Linked DNA regions of Homo sapiens: region 2 is linked to region 1. Evidence: read pairs that join two places in POLR2A ChIA-PET (ENCODE). Cell type or tissue: PC-3. All regions are shown on one strand. Region 1 has its middle 65 kb from the start of LINC02516. Region 2 has its middle 240 kb from the start of ANKRD50.

Region 1 (5,000 bases):
AATTTATAAAGAACAGAGGTTTATTCTACTCATGGTTCTACAGGCTGTACAAGAAGCATGGAGGTGGCATCTGCTCAGCTTCTGGTGAGGGCCTCAACTGCATCCTCTCATGGTGGAAAGCAAAGGAGAGTCAGCATAAGCAGAGGTCACATGGCAAGAGAGGAGGCAAGAGAAGAAGCAAGAGAGAAAGTGGGGAGGTGTCAGGCTCTTTTTTAACAATCACCTTTTATGAGAACTGATAGAGTGAGAATTCACTTGACCCCAAAGGAAGACACTAATCTATTCAGGAAGATTTCACCCTCATGACCCATACACTTCCCACTAGGCCTCTGATCCCAACAATGCCACACTGGAGAATAAATTTTAGCATGAAATTTCGCAGGGGCAAACATCCAAACCACAGCAAGCTTCATGTAGCTCAGCTCTTTACCTCTTCCTATTTACTCAGGAAAGGGGGAATTATCTATTCCTGGTATAAGAAAGTTCTATTTTGAAGCCATTGCTACCTTGAGGAGCTTTCCCTTTCTTCATCTCTATTAGGAAAAATGAGGCAAGTGTTCTCTCTATTCTTGTTTTCCACAACAGATCGAGAGTCCTTCTGTCATCTTCCTTCAAGACTTCTCTCAGCAGAGTGTGGATGCCCCATCCCAATAGCTTACAATATCTATTTACTCATAGATTTTCTTCCCACTGTCTTCTCCCATCTTTTGGGGTTGCTTTTTATCTTGGGATGAGAGAAGAGAAGGGAGGAGGGGACAGAAGCAGAAAAATTTCACTTGAGTCATAAAATATCTGTGCCTTGAGTTTCTTTGTGGGCTACATTTTCCTAATAAGAAATAGGGGCTTTTGATCCTCAAAAGATTGTTTTCTGTTTCTGTGAGTACATTTTTTTTCTAGGAGTCAATGGATGCTGCATGATTTAGCTGCCTGCTATGGTTTGAATGTTCCCTTCAAAATTTGTATAGAAATTTAATTGCCATTGTAACAGTGTTGAGTGATGGGACCTTTACAAGGTGATTAGATTATGAGAGTTCCACCTTCATGTATAGATTAATGTCCTTATTATAGAAGTAGGTTAGTTATCATGGAAGTGGGCTCATAATAAAAAGATGATTATGGCCTGATTTCCTCTTTCTGTCTCATATGCTTGTTTCTGCTTTCTGCCCTTCCCCCATGTGATGGTCCTTGTCAGATGCTGGTATAATGCTCTTGGACTTCTCAGCCTCACGAACTGTGAGAGATAATTTCTTTGCTTTGTAAATTATCAAGTCTGTAGTATTCTGATACAGCAGCAGAAAACAAACTAAGATAGAAAATTGATATTGGGAGGTATTTGTTTCTATAACAAATATCTAAAAATGTGGAATGGCTTTGGAACTGGGTAATGGCTAGAAGCTGGAAGAATTTAGAGGAGCAGGCTAAAAAAAAAAAAAGCCAGATTGCTGTGAATGGAACATTAAGGGTGATTCTGATGAGGGCTCAGAAGAGAGCTGTATAAAAAATCTGAATCTTCTTAGAGATTGCTTAAATGATTGTGACCAGAATGTTAGTAGAAATATGAACAGAAAAGGTCATGCTGATGAAGTCTTAGACAGAAATGAGGAATAAGGTTTTGGAAACTAGAGTAAAGGTCATTCTTGTTATAAAGTGGCAAAGACCTTAGTAGAACTGCTTCAATGCCTGAGGGCTTTAAGGAATACAGAACTCAAGAGCAATGAATTAGGATATATGGCAGAAGTAATATCTAAGCAACAAAGCATTCAGGCTGATTTCTGGATACCTTCAACTGTATTCAGTGATATGGAGATAAAAGGAATGACTTAAAGGAAGAATTTATCATTAGAAGGGAAGTAGAATAAAAAGATTTGGAAAATTCACAGCCTGGCCACATAAGCAGTAAAAAGGTACATTAGGGAGAGAATACCAAGGGTGCAGCAAAGTGCCCCATTGCTAAAGATATTAATATGGATAGAAGACAGCCAGATCCTCTTCATCAGAACAATGAGAGAAATACCCTTAAAGGCATCTCAGAGGTCTTCAAGACTGCCCCTCCCATCGCAGCTCAGAGCACTAGAAAGGCACAATGATTTGGGGAGATAGGCCAGGGTACCCTACACAGGCTCACTTCCCAGTGCTGCCTTAAGTCTCTGTTCCCCACATTTCCACTCAGTGTCTTTTGGCTATGCCATCCATGGCTCAAGTGGACTCAGGTGTGGCTTGATCCACTGCTCTGGAAGGTATAAGTGATGAGCCTTGCCAGCATCTGTGTGGTGCTAATTCTGCAGGCATACAGAATGCAAGAGCTGTGGGGACATGGCTATCTCCATCTAGATTTCAAAGGATGTTAGGAATTGCCTGGGGGTCTGAGCAGAAACTTGCCACAGGGATGGAGCCACTGCAGAGAGCTACCACTAGGGCAGTGCCTGGTAGGGCCATGGAAGCTGGGCTACCCGTAAGAACCCAGAACTATAGAAGATACCAGCTTACAATGCTAGCCTGGAGAAGTTGCTGGCAGGGGACTCCAACCAATGAGAGGTGCTGGGTGGACTAAACCCAGCAAAGCCATAGGGGTAGGGCTGCCCGAGACCTTGGGGACCCAACCCTAGCCCCACTGTGCCCAGGATGTGAGAGATGAAGTAAAAAAGATTATTCTTCAGCTTTAATACCTAATGCTGTTTTTCCTGTTGGGTTTTAGACTTTCTTGGGAACAGTTACCCCTTTATTCTTATCTGTTTTTCCATTTTGGAATGAGAATGTCTTTCCTATACCTGTTCCACCATTGTGTTTGGAAGTAAATTACTTGTTTTAATTTCACAGGCTCACAGCTGGAGGAATTTGCCTCAAGATGAATTATGCCTTGAGTCTCATCCATATTTGAATTACATAAGAATATGGACTTTAGAGTTGATGCTTAAATTAATTAAGATTTTGGAGGCTATTGGTATAGATAAAAAGTATTCTGTAAATGAGAAGGCATAAATTTGAGGGAGTCAGGGGCATAATGCTATGGTTTAAATGTCTCCTCCAAAGTACATATTGAAATTTAATTGCCATTGTAACAGTGTTAGAGGTGGGACCTTTAATGATTAGATAATGAGGGATCTGCCTTTGTGAATATATTAATGCATTATTGTGGGAAATGGTTAATTATCATGGGAGTGGACTCTTGATAAAAGGATAAGTTCAGCCTGATTTCCTCTCCCTGTCTCATGTGCTGGCTTTTGCCATCTGCCCTTCTATCATGGGATGACTCTTGCCAAACGTCAGACCCCTACTCTTGGACTTCCCAGCCTCCAGAAGTGTGAGAAATAAATTTCTTTTCTTTATAAATTACCCAGTCTGTGGTATTCTGTTATAGTGGCAGAAACGTCCTCAGACATTGCCCTAATGTCAAAGGGTCGCAGGGTAACATAAAATATAGAAAATGACCAGTTAGCTAAACTTCAAAATATTATTTCACAACAACACTGAATTCTGCAACCCAATGGAAAGCCAGCTTTATGTTAATATGACAAGAGGGGAAAATACTAGGTTGGGTCATAGGAAATTGCTGATAGTTGACCATTTTTCACTAGAAGAGCAGAAGAAGATTTCAATACAGAAGTGTGGTTTCTAATGCACTTTTTCACATGATGTGGTCCAAGTAACTGTGCTTCAGAATTACATATGACAGGTGTAGTTGTGGGGGATAAGGAGAATAACAAGGTTACAAAATTGGCACTAATTTCAACCATTTTCCAAACTTTTTAACCAGTAACTCTAGAGGTGAGGTGCATCAATTTGATTTGATAACCAGCATATCAGATGATTAATTATTCAGCATATCAGATGATTGGTTATATATATCAGCCTATGCTTGTGTGTTTTCTATCTTTCAATGATGGTAATGAATAATCAATCTGAATCAGCAGCAAATGAGAAAATATATTTTATTCAGAAAGTCATCATTCTCTCTCATTAGCCTCAGCCACTGCGGGCTTATGACACTTTATCACATATGCTAACAAAAACTTAAACTATATTTTTACATCATTTTGTGATGAGTGATTTGTTTTACTTGCAAAGCGGGGGAAGTATTCCTCCTTAGTAAGGGATATTTACACTGAAGAAATACACAGTGGGATCAAGTAAAGAGAAACTCAAAGCTGTAATCACTGTTTGTATAAATAAATAGAAATGTGTCTACATTTAGCAAATAAAGGCAAAAAAATGGAAAATGTAAGTTGTAATTATGTAAAATAATACTAGGATTGGAATTCCTGTTCCTAAAGCTGAAATTATTTTATAGGGACAAAGAGAAAGATATACATAACTACTTATAAAAATATTTGAGTTTTTATTAAGTGTCATCTGATAAATTAGACTTTTACAAAGTGGGTATGCTAACCCAACTTTTTATATTAAAATTTTAATAATATAGAAACAAAGCTAATGAAAAATTTCATGCACTTAACTGCTAATTATGAGTTGTACATTGGGGAAAAAATTTACTTGAATTTAATTATAGGAAAGAAGAAAAACCAATACATTACTTGGAACAGCAAACCAAGGTGCTGTGTAAGCTAGCCATGTATCAGCAAACAAAATGCTGAAGAAACTGGAACTTACAATTAAAATAATGTTGGCAAAAGAAAATTGTCATTTTTTTCGTGGATTGGTTATTTAACCACTGACTTTAAAGTCTGTGGCCTCAAAAGAAAGAAGATGACTGAGTTTATGTGTACCGTTTCAAGAGTTTTTGTTTCAGCATGGTGAAATTCTGATTAAATTTAATCCATACGACTGGAACATTGAATTAACTATGTTTTTCCTCAAAAAGCTGAAAAAATGAAGGAGCACACAAAAAAATAGGCTTATGTCAAGATTTTATTTTACAAAATTCTACCAAAATTTCTAGAAGCACAGTTTGGTGTCAGTACCTATTCAATAGGAAAAGAATAAAACAAGCCTCAAAAACAATGTTTCCATTCCACTATTCTCTTTATTATATGATGCTTATA
Region 2 (5,000 bases), 330 kb before region 1:
TGGTTTTGAACTCCTGACCTCAAGTGATCCACCCGCCTCAGCCTCCCAAAGTGCTGGGATTAGAGGCATGAGCCACCATGCCAGGCCTATTTATTTTGATGTAAAATTTAGCCAGTATGAGTTCACTATAGTAATCTCATCGACGGATCCCTAGCTCAGTAGGAAATTCCATTTGTCCATCTTTTACTGAGAGCCATTTTCGAGACAAAGATAGCTTCCAGTGCTAATATATGCTCATGGGATAATATCTCATCACAAAATCCCTTTCTTTCCTGAAACAAAAGTAGCTAGGTATGATTTCTTCTTGGTATAAAGTCCCTGGCTTCATATAAAGAGGCAAATAATTTAAAAGTCATTTAGATACTCAGAACTGTATTTGATCATCAACTTATATTTGGGAGAATCACCATAGAAATATCATAAAAAAGACAAGTTTATTTCCAGAACAAGGCTGTTAAGCCCACATTAACATAACATATTAACATAAATATTTAGTTTGAAAATAAAATCTTGGAAATGCTTTTAGAAACCAAATTGAGCAAAAATTCTACTAAGCCTTGAGTTTTACACATAAGCTAATGCAATAATTTTTCTTCTTGTCATGTAAACCTTGTCTTGACTCTCTCCAAATCCTAAGCTTAAGTTACCAGCCCACAGTTTTCACAAAACCCTAACAATTGTAGCCAAACTGATTACATTTATTGTACTTGTCTCCAGGCTACACTGGTCTGATCACCCCTTCTTCATTAGAGATGAATGGTTTTCCACTGAGAGTATCGTCTATTGCATGCTGTTCTGCACAGTTTCTCTGAAATAGTCAGAGCTTTACCATATTCTATTATCTGGAAACCCACCTCCAAAAACTTCAGTCATTCAGAATAAAATCATAAATCCGAAAGAAAGCTAAATGCTTCTCAAAGAAATATAACACTTGCAACTTGGAAATATAGGTCTGAGAGATGGTACTGAATTTGTACGTATCTAATTTTCTTTATGTGTAAATTGCAGATAAATAATAGCTCCTTTCCTAATTCATGGGGTATCATGAAGATTACAGTGAGCAAATGCATAAAAGACACTTAGAACATCGCTTGACACTGCTAAGTACTTTATGAGTGTTAACATTAATGATAATGCACATGATGATTAACAGATAAGAAAGCTGATTTTTACAGAGCTAGGAGATTTGCTCAGGGCCGACATCATACAGCTGAGCCATAAGTCAAATTCTGTACTCCCTTCCTCAGTGTTCCAAGCTGTGTGCATCACGTCTCACTGATGATTTCCAAGGAGAAGGCAGGATATGCGGAGTGGGGAACTATTTGACATAATATTCACACATCCTACTCAGTAGCAGAGCAGGCCAAAGGCATTTAGATGGTAAACTTAAAATTTTATTTGAGAAGTATAATTATCTAGTTATTTCTAACATGCTTTACTGTATATTATGTTTATAGAAGATAAGACAGTAGAAATAGTAGAGACTACTAGAAGCAGACAGCTCCCAGCCAAGTAGGGAGTTATAGATAATAATAAAGTATGAGGTAAAAGAATGGCAAGATTAAAAAGAGCTACAGTGTAGAGTTGCCTAATACAGGGGGGAATGTATGCATTAAGTCTCTCTGGATGTCTCAATAGTCTGGGAGAACATTGCCCTTCATTCTTTTCTACATGCAGCATTCTGTAATTCAATAATGATGACTCAGAGTCATTAGGGAAGAAATAAAGTATGTTCAGTACACTCTGCATAAGAAGACAAGAAAGTTATTATGCTTTTCAAATATTCCTCAGTGCTCATATATTACCTTTATTATCTGCAAAAACAAAAAAAGAACTCACACAAACAAAAAGTGGGGAAGCTGATAAGCATCTGTCTGCTGTTGTTTTATTTTAAACTGTGTCTCTGCTTTGCCCTAACTGTATAATTGAAACTAAAGGTAGTCACTCTCAGCCAGGCTCTCTCTCCCCCTCTTCTGGGTCAATATTTATCAAGATACAGTAAGAATATCAATAATCCACTGTCTATCTCACAGGGTTTGAAACTTATCTCCTTCCACAGATGAAGTGGATATATTGTCCCAGTTATGCCTGTATTTAGTCTGATACTCAGCAGATGCACTAGAGCAGCCCTGCTGAATAGAACTCTCTCAGATGATGAAAATGTTCTCCTGAGCAGTACAATATTGCAGCCAGTAGCCATATATGGCCATTGAGTATTTGAAAAGTGGCTAGTAAACCTAAGGAACTGAATTTAAATTATATTTTAACTAATTTAATTTTAAATAGCCACATATATCTGGTAGCTATCATATTGGACAATACAGCACTACAGACTCCCAGAAGCCTTGTTGATATTCTCCAAAATGATTGTCCACCTGCTACTTAATTACATTTTCTGCCACATGGTACTTTCTGTGACTGTGTCACCTATCCATTTAGAAACCTCAGAATCTACTATCCCTGAATCCCAATATGGCCAGACTAGATTTTCAGTTTATATATTAGATGCACATGTTGCTGGAAGACATTTGAAACACACAAAAAAACTTAGCAAAATATAACATAAAAAAATTGTTTTTGAGACAGGGTCTAGCTCTGTCACCCAGGCTGGAGTGCAGTGGCACGATCTTGGCTCACTGCAACCTCTGCCCGCTGGGACTATAGGCATGTACCACCACACCTGGCTAACTTTTGTATTTTTTTGTAGAGACAGGGTTTTGCCATGTTGGCCAGGCTGGTCTTGAACTCCTGGGCTCAGGCAATCAACCCACCTTGACCTCCCAAAGGCACCCAGGCATGACCCATAGTTCCTTGTCAAAATATAACGTATTTTTGAAATGTATTATTAATCAAATTTTAGAATTAAAAAAAAGAATCTCCAGGTGCTAGAAATGAAGAAGAAACTCAAAATCAGAGATAGGAACAGTTACTGGGTCTGCATTGCTCACTGGGAGAGTCAAATAACAGCAAAGTCTCAGGATACAAAATCAATGTGCAAAAATCACAAGCATTCTTATACACCAAAAACAGACAAACAGAGAGCCAAATCATGAGTGAACTCCCATTCACAATTGCTTCAAAGAGAATAAAATACCTAGGAATCCAACTTACAAGAGATGTGAAGGACCTTTTCAAGGAGAACTACAAACCACTGCTCAACAAAATAAAAGAAGACACAAACAAATGGAAGAACATTCCATGCTCATGGATAGGAAGAATCAATATTGTGAAAATGGCCATATTGCCCAAGGTAATTTATAGAGTCAATGCCAACCCCAACAAGCTACCAATGACTTTCTTCACAGAATTGGAGAAAACTACTTTAAAGTTCATATGGAACCAAAAAATGTCCCACATTGCCAAAACAATCCTAAGCCAAAAGAACAAAGCTGGAGGCATCACACTACCTGACTTCAAACTATACTGCAAGGCTATAGTAACCAAAACAGCATGGTATTGGTACCAAAACAGAGATACAGACCAATGGAACAGAACAGAGCCCTCAGAAATAATACCACACATCTACAACCATCTGATCTTTGACAAATCTGACAAAAACAAGAAATGGGGAAAGGAGTCCCTACTTAATAAATGGTGCTGGGAAAACTGGCTAGCCATATGTAGAAAGCTGAAACTGGATCCCTTCCTTACACCTTATACAAAAATTAATTCAAGATGGAATAAAGACTGAAATGTTAGACCTAAAACCATAAAAACCCTAGAAGAAAACCTAGGCAATAGCATTCAGGACATAGGCATGGGCAAAGACTTCATGTCTAAAATACCAAAAGCAATGTCAACAAAAGCCAAAATTAACAAATGGGATCTAATTAGACTAAAGAGCTTCTGCACAGCAAAAGAAACTACCACCAGAGTGAACAGGCAACCTACAGAGTGGGAGAAAATTTTTGCAATCTACTCATCTGACAAAGAGCTAATATCCAGAATCTACAAAGAACTCAAACAAATTTACAAGAAAAAAACAAACAACCCCATCAAAAAGTGGACGAAGGATATGAACAGACACTTCTCAAAAGAAGATATTTATGCAGCCAACAGACACATGAAAAAATGCTCATCATCACTGGCCATCAGAGAAATGCAAATCAAAACCACAATGAGATACAATCTCACACCAGTTAGAATGGTGATCATTAAAAAGTCAGGAAACAACAGGTGCTGGAGAGGCTGTGGAGAAATAGGAACACTTTTACACTGTTGGTGGGACTGTAAACTAGTTCAACCATTGTGGAAGACGGTGTGGCGATTCCTCAGCGATCTAGAACTAGAAATACTATTTGACCCAGCCATCCCATTACTGGGTATATACCCAAAGGATTATAAATCATGCTGCTATAAAGACACATGCACACGTTATGTTTATTGCAGCACTATTCACAGTAGCAAAGACTTAGAACCAACCCAAATGTCCATCAGTGATAGACTGGATTAAGAAAATGTGGCATATATACACCATGGAATACTATGCAGCCATAAAAAATGATGAGTTCATGTCCTTTGTAGGGACGTGGATGAAGCTAGAAACCATCATTCTCAGCAAACTATCACAGGGACAAAAAACCAAATACCACATGTTCTCACTCACAAGTGGGAATTGAACAATGAGAACACTTGGACACAGGAAGGGGAACATCACACACTGGGGCCTGTCATGGGGTGGGGAGAGTGGGGAAGGATAGAATTAGGAGATTAATACCTAATGTAAATGACTAGTTAATGGGTGCAGCACACCAACATGGCGCATGTATACATATGTAACAAGGCTGCATGTTGTGCACATGTACCCTAGAACTTAAAGTATAAAAAACCAAACAAACAAAAAATAAATAAAATGAAATAAACTCTATGATGCCGTAAAGCTAACAAGAAGTCCAGCAGTTCAACAATACCATATTGTAAGAAAGGAGATATTTAGTAACGTGATGGAATAATCCATTATTAAAAAGCATCACTTGACCAAAAAAAAAAAAAAAAAAAAA

What was found. Peaks named below come from ENCODE experiments on the same cell type or tissue, not always from the same donor. Only the 100,000 strongest peaks of a DNase experiment are listed, where the experiment ranks them.
Region 2: POLR2A ChIA-PET joins it to region 1 with 5 read pairs; 2 of 35 experiments call an interaction of 5 or more read pairs at or near these places.

Annotation. Positions count from the first base shown.
Region 1 is chr4:124,620,560-124,625,559 of GRCh38, reverse strand. No RefSeq gene overlaps it. Among named protein-coding and RNA genes, the nearest start is that of LINC02516, 65 kb to the right of the region's middle. In PC-3, no CTCF peak of the experiment used is centred here; no DNase peak of the experiment used is centred here.
Region 2 is chr4:124,949,920-124,954,919 of GRCh38, reverse strand. No RefSeq gene overlaps it. Among named protein-coding and RNA genes, the nearest start is that of ANKRD50, 240 kb to the right of the region's middle. In PC-3, no CTCF peak of the experiment used is centred here; no DNase peak of the experiment used is centred here; H3K27ac peaks cover 1,025 bases.